Linked DNA regions of Homo sapiens: region 2 is linked to region 1. Evidence: read pairs that join two places in POLR2A ChIA-PET (ENCODE). Cell type or tissue: Caco-2. All regions are shown on one strand.

What was found. ChIA-PET counts read pairs that join two places held together with the same protein. Peaks named below come from ENCODE experiments on the same cell type or tissue, not always from the same donor. Only the 100,000 strongest peaks of a DNase experiment are listed, where the experiment ranks them.
Region 2: POLR2A ChIA-PET joins it to region 1 with 10 read pairs; 3 of 35 experiments call an interaction of 5 or more read pairs at or near these places.

The regions. Positions count from the first base shown.
Region 1 is chr5:149,973,436-149,981,435 of GRCh38, reverse strand. It overlaps SLC26A2 (solute carrier family 26 member 2), which reads right to left. Exons shown (of 3, transcript NM_000112.4): 2 at 3,085-3,808; 3 at 1-1,143. The coding sequence starts at 3,783. Among named protein-coding and RNA genes, the nearest start is that of SLC26A2, 17 kb to the right of the region's middle. In Caco-2, no CTCF peak of the experiment used is centred here; no DNase peak of the experiment used is centred here.
Region 2 is chr5:149,758,522-149,766,521 of GRCh38, reverse strand. The region is part of intron 1 of PPARGC1B (PPARG coactivator 1 beta); the gene reads right to left. Among named protein-coding and RNA genes, the nearest start is that of MIR378A, 30 kb to the right of the region's middle. RefSeq lists enhancers at 2,170-3,040, 6,478-7,195. In Caco-2, a CTCF peak has its summit at 409 (motif pointing right); DNase peaks (open chromatin) are centred at 3,962 and 5,774.

The sequences.
Region 1 (8,000 bases):
CTTCCAAGCCACCTTTATTAAGATTGGGTTGACAGTTTGTTTGTATAAAGCAGATTTAAAGCATTCTTTGTTTATGTAGTAGAGAGGGGCTACAAAGCGGAAAATCTTGATGCCTGGCTTAATCTGAAGGTTCTTGTAAGCAGACACAGATTCAAAGACCTCAGACTCTTCCACCAAGCCAAGCAGTGAACTCTTTGGCTTCTGAGTGCGGAGGATGACACAAAATATAGAAAAACAAACCCCAACAAGTAGGCCTATTTCAGTACTTAGCAGTGCAGAGGACAGCATAGTAACAAACCAGATAACTGTATCCATTCTACTAATACTCCACATTTTGGGAAGATCCCTAAATTTACGAAGGGCTCCCCGTAGATTTACAATTGTGATCACACCAAGGACACTTTTTTGAAGGGAATAGAACAAAGGAGCTATTACTAGGAGGACCAACAAAAGAACCAGGGCTGTTACCACACCAGAAAGCTGAGTATGGCAGCCTGTTGATTCTTTAACCAATGTCTTTGCAAGAGCTGCACTAGTAGTAAAACAGTGGAAGAAGGAAGGGATGATATTACAAAAGCCAATGGCATACATTTCCTGGTTTGCTTTGACTGTGTAACCATGTTTCTTGGCAAACATCTCAGAAAGTGATACAGTGATAGCAAAACCAATGATGGAAATAGCTATTGCATCTACAGCCACACTAGGAATTAGGTTCCATTCTGGTACTTTGGGTGGCATAAACCCAGTGGGAATATGTCCAGCAATACTAGAATTATAATTTTCATGTAGTTTTCCAAAATGAGAGGCTAATGTGGCTGCTACAACAACAACAAGTTCAATAGGAATCGGTGCCTTAAGCTTGGATTTGAAGTGTTCATTGAGTTCTTTGGTTGGCAAAAGAACCAAAAGGCACAAAAGGCTGGTGATAAGATCACAGAGATTGGTCTTATGGATGTTTCTGAAGACATGTATCCAGGTAGTGATGAGTGAGCCCACACCATTAGTCCGAGGAAGGTTGAGCCCAAGAAGATACTTGGCCTGAGATGTAAGAATAGTGAAGGAGGCACCAGTGACAAATCCACTCAGCAAGGCATCTGAGAGGTAGACAGAAACAAAACCCACTTGAAAGAAGCCCATCGCTACCTGGAAGGAAGGATATAGAAGTGTTAAATATAAATGGAAAAGAACTTCTAAATTTTATATTATCCTGACATTTCTTGCATGGAGACATATCATCAGAGCATCACAGAATGTCAGAGCTAGAATAAACACAATCATATATCAATCTTCTCATTTTACAAAGATGAAAATTATGTTTAAAGGGCTAAGCAACTTGCCCAAGGTCACACTGTTACTTATTAACCCAGGTGAGACAGGAACTTTGGATTTCTTTCTTTTCATACGTTTCTTAAACTTGAATAAGGTTCATACCTCTTTTTTTTTTCATTCTTCCCATCACAAAGAACAGACCTCTTTTAAAAGAAAAACATTCTCAAGGATCCACAAGAAAACTTCAAATTGGAAAAAATTATTCTAGTTAAGAAACCAAGTATTTTCCTTAAATTACAAATCACTACTGTAAAAGTGAAGTCTTACGGCTTCTCAGCCTCTTGGCTAAGAGCAAGTGTACAAGTGAAGTTTTAATTGGTAAAACAAAAAATTAGATTTACATCAAAGTAGAATCACACTTTAAAAATTATTGTAGATTATCTTTAACCTCATACTAAGAAACCATTCTCATGCAGTATATATGTACTTATGCCACACTGTCTCCCATATTAATAAAAATTCTGCATTTTTACTTCTTTATATTTTCCTCTGTCTAATAAGTTTTCAGAATTGTTATGCCTTCTTCCTTCTTGGTGGGACATACTAACAAAAAGGCAAAAGTTGGTTGGGCGTGATGGCTCATGCCTGTAATCCCAGCATTTGGGGAGGCAATATTGGGAGGATCACTTGAGCCCAGGAGTTTGGTCATAGAGAGACCCTGTCTCTTTATAAATAAATGAATAAATAATAAATAAGTAAGTAGACTTATTATTTACCATTATATATGAGTAGACAGCTCATCTTCACACCATCTTCACTCTCCCTCCCCACTCATCTGAGCACCAACTAAAGTGAGCTACTCTTCCCCTTCCCTTGTTGGTTTGAAATGCCTGCATTAGAGAAGGTTTAATCCTGGCACTGACTCCTGGATGCCAAAAGCCAGGGGCATGATGATAATGACAGATTAGTGGATTCTATGGGAGACTCAAGAATTTGATTTCTTATCCTTTCTCCTGGCTGATAATATGAAACTGTGGTCCCCAACTTTTTCCCTCCCTCCCCAACAATCCAAGACAACCACTACCTTTAGTAAGAGTTGCTCAATAGATCAGCAATTTTAATGGAAGGTAAGAGACATTTAGAATTTGAGGCTGGGTGTGGTGGCTCATGGCTATAATCCCAGCACTTTGGGAGGCCAAGACGGGAGGATTGCTTGAGCTCAGGAGTTTGAAACCAGCCTGGGCAACGTGGCAAAACCCTGTCTCTACAAAAAATAAAAATAAAAAATAAAATAAAATAAAATAAAATAAAATTAGCCAGGTGTGGTAGCATGTGCCTGTAGTCCTAGCTACTCAGGAGGTTGAGGTAGGAGGACTGCTTGAGCCAGGGAGGCGGACGTTGCAGTGAACTAAGATAGTGCCACTGCACTCCAGCGTGACAGAGTGAGACCCTGTCTCCAGAAAAAAAAAAAAAGTGAGAAACTCCTGCACTCTCAACTCCATTCTGTTACCCACTTGCCTAACTGCTAATGCTGACTCTGCCAATAACCAGCCACAAATAATCTCAAGCAAAGCCAAGATTTTCTGACATGTAAAATTAAGGAGTTGTACTGGGTGGTGGAGGTCCAGTGAACCAGCCTTATATTACCTGTGGAGTCAGGTTAGGGTTTGAATTTTGCCTCTACCCTTCATATATCCTGAACTCTCAATAAATGATACCTTTAATTATTGTGATTCCTCAGATCCCTTAGAGATATGAGATTTCATGTACTAGATTACTTTTCTAGAAATAACCAATTGTTTCATTGCTGCTTACCTGATAAACTCCAGCTATAAAGGTTACAGTGCTGCCAACCATAATTGCATAGCAACTTTTGTCACATATCCTGTCTGATGTATGATTTAATAATGTGCTCCCATTTGAAACCATTCCTAAGGAAGGAGCACTATGGGCATTGTCATAGCCAGCTTTCTGTAGTTCTCGGTCAACTGTCTCACCAATCATAAGGCACAGTACTCCAAAAATGCCCACAGAGATGTGACGGGAGGTACCCAAGAGAAAATAAATGATGCTGGCAAAAAAAGATGTGTACAGACCATAGACAGGTTCTTGGCCAGCCAGCAGGGAATAAGCAATGGACTGGGGCACCAATAATATGCCCACAATCAAGCCTGACATCACATCCCCTAAAATGTTTTTCTTTAGGTCGTATTTTGGGAGCCACTGCAAAACAGGAAGGAAACCTAAAATCATATTTTTGGCTTTGGCTGGACTGCACTGGCAATTCTTCTGCAGCTTTTTAATAACAAACTCCTTGAAGTTTGTATCTGATTTCTCTTGACGCTCAATAAGGATCCTATGATAAGGTCTGCATTGATCATTGGTCTCAAATTGCTTGAAGTCAGTACTTGATTCCCTTTGAAGTTCCAGATGGATCCCAGATGGATAACTGTCATTTCCTTCAGCTGAGTCTCTGGGTGAAACGTTATGTTGCTCTTTACTTTCTGAAGACATTTCTGGAGATAGATGGTTCAGCTTCCTACACCAGAGAAAATACCAGTGTTCATCAATAAAGTAATTCTCAGTGCTCACATATACTAACAATTCTATTTGTCATTTCATGAGAGTTAAAAGGAATTCAGTTTTGGAATAGGTATCTTATGTCCCTTTTCCTTAATTGAGCCTCATTTGTCTTGGTTAGGGGGAAAAAAAAAGACCAGAACCAGACCTTAAACAGCCAAGTCAAAGCAAATAACTGGCTGGGTACAGGACTTCCCAAGAGTATAAACCATTAAGGATTCTTCTCCATATATGCCTGGCTCCCCCTGGCAGTTTTTCCTCCTGAAAAGATGTAAGGGCAGCCTGTCTCCTTTCCATACATATGCTACCAGCGGTCTTCTTCCCAGGTTTTTCACCTCCCAGGCAGACTGCAAAATAGGATCTGGTCTTAACCCCTACCTTAACCTTAATGCCTGCCTACCAGTCCCTGAAACAAGGAAGATGGTCCTGTTTTATTTTTTGGTCCCTTTTTAAACAACCTGCTAAATGTTGAAAATAAATAGAAAAGTAGGTTGTAGGGTAAAGATAAATGTTTTTAGCAATAAAAAGAAACTAGGGCAGAATGCATTTGCGTCTTTGAACAGTACTCCCTTGCTTGGTAGGAAAGAGGAGAGAGAAGTCAATATGAGGGTGCTGAATGTAAAGGGCATGAAGAGGGTCGATGGGCCAAGTGTCTCATACATGCTGTAGAAGGTTTTTGTCTATTCCACTATGTTCTAGTATGGAGTCATCTGCCCTGTGGGCAGGGCCTACATTCATGCAAGATTCACTTTACTATTCTAAGTACACACACTGAAACACAGGTTAAATAGAGAAATAATGTTGCCCTGCACTTCCACTTGGAGGCAATACAGGTGATCCTTCATCTCTGTGTCCTAGACTATAAAACTAATGCCATAAGATCTACCATGAGGAACTATAGGAAAACAAAGGAGGTAAAAATAGCCAGAAAAAGAGAAAGGACAACAACAAATAGTAAGTCTAATAACCGGAGTAAGAGAAGAAAATGAACCAGGCTCTCAAAGGAATAGAACATAAATTGTTTACCAAATGCTTCATGAATTAGTGCCTTTACATAAGCTGTTTACTTAGCTTAGAATGGCCATCCACCTCTTTGCCTGTCAAGATCCTAATAATTTTTTAAAACCCAGTTACAATGCTACCTTTTCCAGAAAGCACTAACCAATCTCCCCTAGCCCAAATGAAATACTACACCCTCTGTGTCCCATAGCATGTTGCACCTCCATTAGAGTACTAACCACACTCTTGTATTAGTGAAGTAGGAATCTCTCTAGCTCCTGGAGGAAAGACATCTTGTTCATCAGTGTAATCTGAATGGAATGTAGTAACGCTGAGATAGCAGGCTTACAAAACATTTGAATGAATGAATGAACAAATGAACAAACATTTGTGACTGTGGCCAGATAGAGACATTTTTTTTTTTTTTTTTGAGACAGAGTTTCACTCTGTCGCCCAGGCTGGAGTGCAGTGGTGCAATCTCAGCTCACTACAACCTCCACCTCCTGGGTTCAAGCAATTCTCTTATCTCAGCCTCCTGAGTAGCTGGGATTACAGGTGCATGCCACCACGCCTGGCTAATTTTTGCATTTTTAGTAGAGACAGGGTTTCACCATATTGGTCAGGCTGGTCTCGAAGTCCTAACCTCAGGTGATCCATCCGCCTCAGCCTCCCAAAGTGCTGGGATAACAGGCACGAGCCACTGCACCCAGCCGAGACAATATATTTTAGATGAAGGACTCAGGAAGTTTCTTGTTTTGGAACTGACAGAAAAATGGGCCCTTGTGAAGTTCTATAAACCTTACGTTACCAAACTGCCAAAATCCAGGACCTATGACTTATTCAAGAACACAAGATATGTAAAAGTAACCCATATTCATTTTGTTTAGGTTTAACATGAGTAAATATTTTGATGGTCTTCTGAAGTAGATAAGGAAAGAAAGAATAGACTTAGGTGACCACTGACCCTGAGAAAATCAATCAGGTTGATGGATACACCCAGCAGCTCTTTGCTCTACAATGCAACCAGTCTGTGACTCTCCTGTCATTTCCTGCTTTCTAGAGCTAGCTTGAGTGCACCAACGTCCTATTTTGGAGAGCTCTTGGTGATTTCTGGGTGAAAAGGTTTTTCCAAACCTAAGATATGCAAAAGAGACATAAGAAAAAACTAAGGGAATCCAAATCTTGCCCAGTATGGCTGCTATCTGGGAAGAATATAGATAAAAATTCACATAGAAAGTAAAACAAAGAAATGGAAACTGTAAGAAAAAATCAAATAAGGAATGCTAAAAGTGAAAAACACAGTAACAGAGATGATGAATGCCTTCGATAGGATCATTACTAGACCTGAAAGCCAAAGAAAGAATCGATGAACTCAAAAAGACAGATAAACAGAAATTAGCTAAACTAAAACGCAGAAAAGTTTAAATAACGAAACAAAACAAAAAACCCCCAATATCAACAATGTAACATAACATCCAAGAGCTGCGGGACACATCAAAGTATCAAACATATGCATAATTAGAATACCAAAAGAAGAGAGAGAATGGGCAGAAGAAATATTTCAAGATATAATGGCCAAGAAATTTCCAAAATTAATAAGAGACATCAAAATATAGATCCAAGTAACCTGAGGCCAGGAGTTCAAGACCAGCATGACCAACATGGTGAAACAGGGTCTCTACTAAAAATATAAAATTAGTCAGGCATGGTGGCACACGCCTGTAATCCCAGCTACTCGCGAGGCCGAGGCAGGAGAATCGCTGGAACCCAGGAACTGGAGGTTGCAGTGAGCCGAGATCACGCCATTGCACTCCTGTCTGGACAGCAAGAGGAAAACTCCTTCTCAAAAAAAAAAAAAAAAAAAAGGCCGGGTGCAGTGGCTCACACCTGTAATTCCAACACTTCCGGAGGCCAAGGCAGGCAGATCACAAGGTCAAGAGATCAAGACCATCCTGGCCAACATGGTGAAACCCCGTCTCTTCTAAAAAAATACAAAAATTAGCTGGGCATGGTGGTGCGCTCCTGTAGTCCCAGCTACTCAGGAGGCTGAGGCAGGAGAATTGCTTGAACCTGGGAGGCGGAGGCTGCAGTGAGCCAAGATCGCGCCACTGCACTCCAGCATGGTGACAAAGCAAAACTCTGTCTCAAAAAAAAAATACATATATATATAATATATAATCTATCTCCAAGAATCTTAGAGAATTCCAAGAAGAGTAAATATAAAAACAAAAAGAAAACAAAAACCCTCACCTACACATATGATATTCAAGCTGCTGAAAACAAAAGATAAAGAGAAAATCCTGAAGACAAAGAAAAAACATATATTACTTATACAGAAACAAAAATAAGAATTATAGCAGACTTCTTATTGGAAATCATGGAGGCCAGAACATGATGGAGTGGTATCTTTGTATCAAAGAAATATATATCTTTTATAGAAATAGGGTCTTGCCCTGTTGCCCAGGCTGAAGTGCAGTGACATGCAATTATGGCTCACCATGGCCTCGAACTCCTGGGCTCAAGTGATTCTCCCACCTCAGCCTCCTGAGTAGTGAGGATTACAGGTGTGCACGACCAAGCCTGGCTCATTTTTTAATTTTTTTTGTAGAGACAAGGTCTTGCTACTAAGCTCCCCAGGCTGGTTCCCAAACTCTTGGCCTCAAGTGATCCTCCCACCCTGGCCTCCCAAAGTGCTAGGATTACAGGTGTGAGCCACCACATCTGACCCCAGAAATATAACTTTTAACATAGAATTCTTTACCTAGAAAAAATATTTTAAAAGATAAGAGGCCAGGCATGGTGGTGTGTGCCTATGGTCCCAGCTACTTGGGAGGCTGAGGTAGGGAGACTGCTTGAGCCTAAGAGGTTGAGGCTGCAATAAGCCATGATCACACCACTGCACTTTAGCCTGGGTGACAGGGAGAGACTCTGTCTTAAATAAAATAAAATATGAAAAAGAAATAAAAACTTTCTCAGATAAACACTGAGAGGATTTAAGGCCAGCAGACCAGCACCATATATATGTGGGGGGAACGGGAGAGAGAGATGAGGGGAGACAGGGAGAGAGACAGAGAGGGAGTGGGAAGGAGAAGAAGAGATGGGGAAAGAGAGAGAAACACAGAGAGAGACACACAGAGAGAGAGAGACAGTTT
Region 2 (8,000 bases), 210 kb after region 1:
CTCTGTGTTATCAGGCAAGTTACTCAGTTACTTCTGAGCCTCAGTTTCCCTTTTTGAAATACATGACACTAATAATATTGATCTTGCTAAGTAGGATGGACTACAAAGGATAGATGCAAAGTGCTAGTCAAGCTGTCTGCCCTAGAAAAAGACCTTAATAAGCGATACCTTTAAATATATAGATTAACTGATTATTAAGGCTCTGCTAGGTCTGGTACTCTGTTTTTAATCCAGTAAAGATATTTTATTTTAGCCTGTTCTTCCTGGTTACCTTGTTGCCTAAACCACATAACTTTAGATTTTCTGATTTCTTATCATAATCATAATCATAAATTTAAAAACAAGACTTAAAATAAAAACACTAAACCTGCAATTTGAGTAGGCTGCCACAAGGTGGCAACATCATTTGTAAGGTCCAAGCTTTGCCTGAGGGTTCAGAGGTGATAGCTTTGCTACTGGTTCACAGATTAGTAATCACAACATTTCTATATGTATTCATTTTTTTTAAAACTCCTTATTAAAATAACAGCCTTAAATAAACTGGGCAATTACTATGTGCCAGGTATTGTCAAGTACTTTAAATACACTATCTAATTTAATCCTAAAACAATCTCACAGATTGGGGCTTTATTATCTCCATTTTTTTTTTTTTTTTTTTTTTGAGACGGAGTCTCACTCTGTCACCCAGGCTGAAGTGCAATGGCGCGATCTCAGCTCACTGCAAGCTCCACCTCCCGGGTTCACGCCATTCTCCTGCCTCAGCCTCCCGAGTAGCTGGGACTACAGGCACCCGCCACCACGCCTGGCTAATTTTTTGTATTTTTTTTAGTACACACGGAGTTTCCCCGTGTTGGCCAGGATGGTCTTGATCTCCTGACCTTGTGATCCGCCCGCCTCGGCCTCCCAAAGTGCTGGTCGATGTTTAGAAATAAGGAACTGAAGTCTCAGAGGGGTGGAGTGACATAATCTGCAACAGATAAGACCTAACTGAGTTCACCACTGGGCAACTTTTACAGCCATCGACCTCACAGACCAGAGGAGATATGACATTGTCCTTCCCATTTTCTCGACTAGGAGTAAACCTAGATTTGACCCCAGTCTCACATCTTTGGACTTCTGGTCAGGGGTGGTTCTGCTCCAGAGATGGTTCTGCTCCATCGGGCTAGGCCTGAGCTCGGGGTCCTGGAGAGAGGCCTTAAGTAATGTCAGTCCCCTCGTGGGGCAGTATAGAGAAAAGACTCAGTCCTGAAAATTTGCACAGGTGAAATGGTAACCGAGGTCCCGATGAGCCTTACATGCCCAGGCATATTCCCTCCCCTGCCTTCTCGCCTCCTTTAACAAGCTGACCCAAGTCACACGGCAGGAGGACGCCTCTCCTAACTTAACTGTTTCACAGGGTCCCTCCCTCTTTCTCTGCACTATTCTTGAGAAGAAGCCCACCCCAGGGAGTTGGTAAAGGACATGTGTGTTTGGGTACTACCCTCTCCTAACTTAACTGTTTCACAGGGTCCCTCCCTCTTTCTCTGCACTATTCTTGAGAAGAAGCCCACCCCAGGGAGTTGGTAGAGGACATGTGTGTTTGGGTACTACTCTCTCCTAAGAGGAGTCCATGCTTGGAGGCTCAGAGATCAGTCTAGATCAAATTTGTCAGTCATTCATCCAGCCAGGTCTTAAACAGTATGGTTTTCATGCCAACTTCCTATAGTTACCATATCTTTATACCCCCACTACTGTTTACTTAATATCTGTCTTTAAATCTACTTATTTTTTCCTCTTAGACTTATCCTTAGCAATAAATTATGTGTACCAGCTATATTTTCTCAAATGTGCATTTAAATAAGTTATTAAAATGAAATAATGTGAATCACTTGCCACCCCAAAAGACTCCGAGTTAACTCACCCACCTGCACTGACCTTATCCCAGCTGCCTGCCACTTGCTGGGACTCAGTTTCCTCCTCTGTAAAATTCTAAAACAGTATGTCTGTGTCTATGCAGTCTTTCCAATCCAACACCTGTTCTACTTGGGTCTGGCACCTTCACTGGCCAAAGATCACGTCCTCCCTATCCCAGACTTTCTCTTGAACCACTAAGCACAGTTTCCACATCTCTAACCAACTCTCCGCATCCTACTTCAGCCTCATGTTTGGGCCCAGCCTCCAGTGCAGGGCTGGAGGCCACTGCTCGCCGGGCTGAGGTCCCTCTGGTCCTCTTCCCTGCTCATCTCCCCACTGCTAATCCTGCTCCCATCCACACATGGCCCAGCCCTGCCTCTGGCTGAGCCAATCCAGGCCCCCTCTGCCCTCCTATCAATGACTGTGAGGTGTGTGGGTGCCTCTCTGGACCTCAGTTTCTCTATCTATATAAAGAATGCAGAAGGACTCAAATAGAAGTTCTTACTCTGGGCTTGTGCATGGCTTTTAGAGAGTCTATGAAATCACATGCGAACTTTTTTATGTTTTGACATTCTTACATTAAGAGAGTCCATACTCTTTAGAGTCTCTGATGGGGCTATGACCAATAAAGGGGAAAAGCCCCAGGAGTGGCTGGGCCCAGTGGCTCACACCTGTAATCCCAGCACTTTGGAAGTGCTGCGCCTGTAATCCCAGCTACTTGGAAGGCTGAGGTGGGAGGATCCCTTTAGCCCAGGAGGCAGAGGTGGCGGTCAGCCAAGATTGCACCCCTGCACTCCAGCCCGAGCGACAGAGACTCCGTCTCAAAAATGAAAAAAAAAAGAAAAAAAGGCAGAGAAATGACTTGAGCCCAGGAGTTTGAGACCAGCCTAAGCAACATAGTGAGACCTTATCTCAATGAAAAATTTAAAAATTAGTCAAGTGCAGTGGCACGCACCTATAGTCCCAGCTACTCAGGAGGCTAAGATGGGAGAATTACTTGAGCCCGGGAGGCAGAGGTTGCAGTGAGCTGTGATCACACCACTGCACTGCAGCCTGGGTGACAGAGTGAGACCTCTGCAAAAAAAAAAAAAAAAAAAAAAAACCAGGAGTGAATGGCCTCTGAAGGCCCTTCTAGCTGTCATGCTCTGAACCCTCAGGACCTACACATTCCACTCAGCCACAGCCAGGACAGAGCTCACAGAGGCCTCAATGAGAGACTCCAAACACCTCCCCCTGCCCCTGAACTCCACTCTTCATGACCAACAGCCCCTGATGACAAGAAAAGAAAAACACACCAAGCGTTTAACATCTTTCATTCCACTTAAGATCCAAGGTTGGCTGCAACTTTAAGAGGGCTCAAGAGTCACCCAAGAACCTGGGGCCACGATGAAGCTCCCCTGAGGAATCCAGAATGAGACCTGCAGGACCAGGGCCAAAGGCCGGAGGGAGCAAGCGAGGCTGCAGGGCCAGAGTGGGGAGGGAAGTTGCAGGGGATGGCAGGTCACCTCTCTCAAGGGACCTGAAGGTGCTCAAGGGCCTTGGTGAGCCAGGCACAGTGGCTCATGCCCGTAATGCTAATACTTTGGGATGCTGAGGCAGGATTGCTGGAGCCCAGGAGTTAGAGAACAGTCTGGGCAACATGGTGAGACCCCCATCTCTACAAAAAAATTAAAAATGTGCTGGGTGTAATGGTGCACACCTATAGTTTCAGCTGCTTGGGAGGCTGAGGTGGGAGAATCACTTGAGCCCAGGAAGTTGAGGCTGCAGTGAGCCCTGATCACACCATTGCACTCCAGACTGGGCAACAGAGCGAGACCCATCTCTAAAAAAAGGGGTGGGGGAGAACCTTGGCGCCATGAGGGAGAACTAGAGGATAAAAGTGAGATTCAGCTCAAAACCCAAGTTGCCAAGGCTGTCCCCAAATGAAATAGGCTGCCTCCAGAACAGTGAGCACCTTGCCTTCCACACATACAAGCATTAGGCAGAAACAGCCCAAGCCCTGCCTGGGAGGCTATTTGGATAACACACCCTCTAAAATCCCTTCCATGAGGGACTGAGAGCCTTGGAATTCTCCCTCAGGACAAGATAGATTCACTGAGAGGCCCCATGGGTGGGTCAGGCTGCCGGAATCAGCAGAGAGGTACCTGAGGGCTCTGCAGGCAGACAGGAAAAGATCTGCAGGGCCTGGCACAGTGGTTCATGCCTGTAATCCCAGCACTTTGGGAGTCCAAGGTGGGGAGGATCACTTGAGGTCAGGAGTTTGATACCAGCCTGGGCTACATGGTAAAACCTCATTTCTACTAAAAATACAAAAAACTTAGCCGGGCATGGTGGCGCCTGTAATCCCAGCTACTTGGGAGGCTGAGGCAGGAGGAGCGCTTAAGCCTAGGAGGCAGAGGTTGCAGTGAGCCGAGATTGCACCCCTGCACTCCTGCCCAGGAGACAGACTCCATCTCAAAAAAAAAAAAAAAAACCCATGGGATTCCTGACCCAAGTCACCCACCTGCCTCCCTGCTTGTCACTGCCCTTGCACTTATCCCATCATCTCACACAGGTCCCCAGGAGAACCCAAGAAGAACCAGGGTCTGGCCAGAGAAGAGGATGACAGTTTCCCTGAGGAGGGAACAGCAAAGGATAGGCAGATATCCAAATCCCAAGAGCAAAAACTTGAGCGCTCATGGTGACAGGCACTCTGTCAGGCTCTTTAAACATATATTATTTTACCCTCACAGTACCACAATCAGGTTGGCACTACTGTTATCCACATGTCCACGGGATAACACAGTGCTCCCCTGCTATGGATGAGGAGGCTGACAAGAGCAGGACCTATTGCCTGTCAAGTTAATAAGTCACAGTCTTTTCTACATTCTACAAGAGTAACATCACGCAGCATTTGTCTTTCTGCATCTGGCTCATTTCACTTGGCATAATGTCCTCCAGGTTCATCCATGCTACACAAATGACAGAATTCCCTTCCTTTCTTAAGGTTGCATAATATTCTGTTATATGTACATACCACATTTTCTTTATCCATTCATCTGTCAACAAACACTTAGGTTGTTTCCATATCTTGGCTGTTGTAAATAATGCTGCAATGAACGTGAGAGTGCAGATCTCTCTGAGATCTTGATTTCATTTCCTTTGGATACATACCCAGAAGTGGGAAAAGCACAAGGTAGAATGCTGGTGACCAGGGGCTGAAGGACAGAGGAAATGGGGAGGTGTTTGTCAGATAGTACAAAGTTTCAGTCATGCAGGATGAATAAATCCTGGAGATCTACACTACAGCGATGTGACTAAACACTATATTGTATACTTGAAATTGACTAAGAGAGTAGATCTTAAACGTTCTCACCACACACACAGACACATACACACAAGCACACACACACAAAGATAACTGTGTGAGGTGTTGGATATGTTAATTAGCTTGATTGTGGTCATCTTTTCACAGTATATACATACATCAAATCATCACATTATGTACGTTAAATAACACAGTTTTTATTTGTCAAGTTTACCTCAATAAAGCTGGAAAAAGAAAAGAAAAAAAGCCACCGCAGCAGGATTAGACCCCAAGCAGTCTGCACTATGGAGTGTGGGAAGGGGCCGGATGCCTGCCAGCATCACTGAACAAATCCGCCCAGATGCCCTGCGCTGCTTTAATAACTAGAGCAGCAGGAAATATGCCTAGGTTCCAGAAATCTCCCCATTAATCCCCATCCCCCAGTTCTGGGCATTAGGAGACTTTTCTTCAAGATGAGCAAGCTCTCCTTAAATGCCCAACAGGACTGGGTGTACACTGTGGGACCAAGTCAAAAGGGACCTGCTATACCTTGGGGCAAATTCCAGAAATAACTCCTCTCCTCCTCTCTCAAGGGGCAGCCATGCGCAGCAGGCTACAATTCCTTTCTTATTTGTGCAGCAGGTGCATGAGATCATTACTAGGACAATGTGTGTCACATAAGCATAGCATTTGGGCTCCACTTATGTTTCACTCTATAATGTGCAATGTCAACCCCAAACGTGTCCCTGCCTTCTCTACACTTGCTGCCACCCCCTGATGACAATAATCACATGGCTGCTGGAGATACATTCAAGTCCCTTTATTCTCATTTAATTCTCACACCCACTCTGTGAGGCAGATAATAGTATCCTCTTTAAACAAGGAAAAAGCTCAGAAAAGCCAAGCCATGTGCCCAAGGTCACACAGCATGTTAAGTAGCAGAATCCTCAGATCCAGGTGAGTTGGTCAAAAGCCCTTCCCATAGCTACCATTCAATGCCAAGACTGTGCCCCTGGTTTCAGGAGCACTGCGGCTGGGATAGCCCAACCTTAAGTCCCACCACAACAATTCTTCCCAGGAACTGCTGCCCAGAGCCCTCTGCTGTCCACAGTGCTCTCTGCCCCTCAATCTGCTGGCAGTTTGCTGTCTGCTGGCCCTCTGTGGTCTGCTTGTTCACATTCGTGTCCATGGTGCTGAGTACACAGCCTGGCACAGTGTATGCGTAAGGAATGAACCAGATAAGTGTCCCTAGGGCATCCTTGGCTCTTGCAGCATCTCCTGTATTATGTGTGTGCCATTTCAGCAAGGACCATAGCTTCTTCATGTCTGGAGCACCCTGTGGGAGCGCTGGAGCTCCTTGCACATAATGGGTGTTCCAACTCACAGGGTGAATGAGTCTAACATGGAAGATGCAGTGGAAAAGCCTTGGGTTCAAATCCCAGCTCTGCCACTAACAAGCTGCCTGACTTAGGCAAATAGCACTGCCTCTCTGAGCCTCAATATCCAGGGTGGGTGTGGGTGGCCCCTGGCCCAGGGGGCTCTTGGCAGCCAGGCCATTCACCAACTCCCAAGCAGCAGCCTTGCAGCTGCCCCATGCTGCTGCTGGCAGCATGCCTGGTGAAGGATGTGGGTCATTTTCAACCAAATACACTTCCTCTGGTTTGTGAGGATGAGGGAAGGAGCCGGAGGAGCTCCATCTTTGCAATGAACCAACCCACCCCAGCCCAGGGCTCAGGCTAACTCTCATTTGTATGCTGCCCAAGTCCAACTTGGGTCAACAGCTGCTGAAGACAGGTAACTTAACCCTCAGTGTCTGGCTTCTGGGTACCAAATGGGAAATGGTAGTACCTCTCCTGCCCCTCCTGCTCCACGGTGGCCACTGTTGCTACAGCTTTCACCAGTACTAGGCCCCTCTGCTTGTTCACCCCTCCCATCCACTCCAAGAGAAGTGCAGTTATTTTCCTCCTGTACAAATAAATAAAGAGGCAAACAAGTCAATTACTTGCCTGAGGTCATGAGTAAAACATAACTGGCTCTCAAGAAGAGAGAAGTGCAAACCACAAAACAGAATCTCAAGCTACATCCATGAGGAATCCTACTGTCATCAAATGAGGAGGTGAACCAATTTAAGGCCATGGAAAAAACCTTCTTTAAACCTTAATGAAGATCTATAAGGCCTTAATAAAGATAGATTCTTCAATATAATGCTAAATGAAAAAGTCATAAAGACAATATGATCTGACTTTTTTAAAGGAAAAATAAATATGTGAAAAAAGAAATAATAGTCACTTTTAAATAATTATGGGTGGTTTTTATTTCCTTTGAAAGGGTATATCTGCAGTTCTTTAATTTTCTTCAACAAAGATTTAATTCTTTTGTAATAAAATTCTAAAACTAGCCTTTCATTTTATAGTTAAAAAACAAAGCAGGAAAAGATATGATTATATGAACCACCGTTATTGGGAATGTATGAAACTAATGGCCAAGTCTTTAATTATATCTTCTTTACAACTAGAAGCAAAATATTAAAATTTTACAATTATTAAATGTTTGTTGAATTAAAAACAAGAAACAAACAAAAAGAATACAACCCCCAGTAGAGATACAAGACACCATGGAGCCTGGAAAGAAGGCTGAAGACCACAGGCAGGGCTGGCCTCAGCCCTCTTGGAATCCCCGTGGTGATGAGTTCCTGGGGGCATGTGTTGTACCTGTCCACACCCTGTTCCCAAAAGATGGCACCTGCTGGGGCACATGATGACACAGGAGATTCCATGTGGATTCTGATCACCCAACCAGGTCCTGTACTTGTTCACTGAGG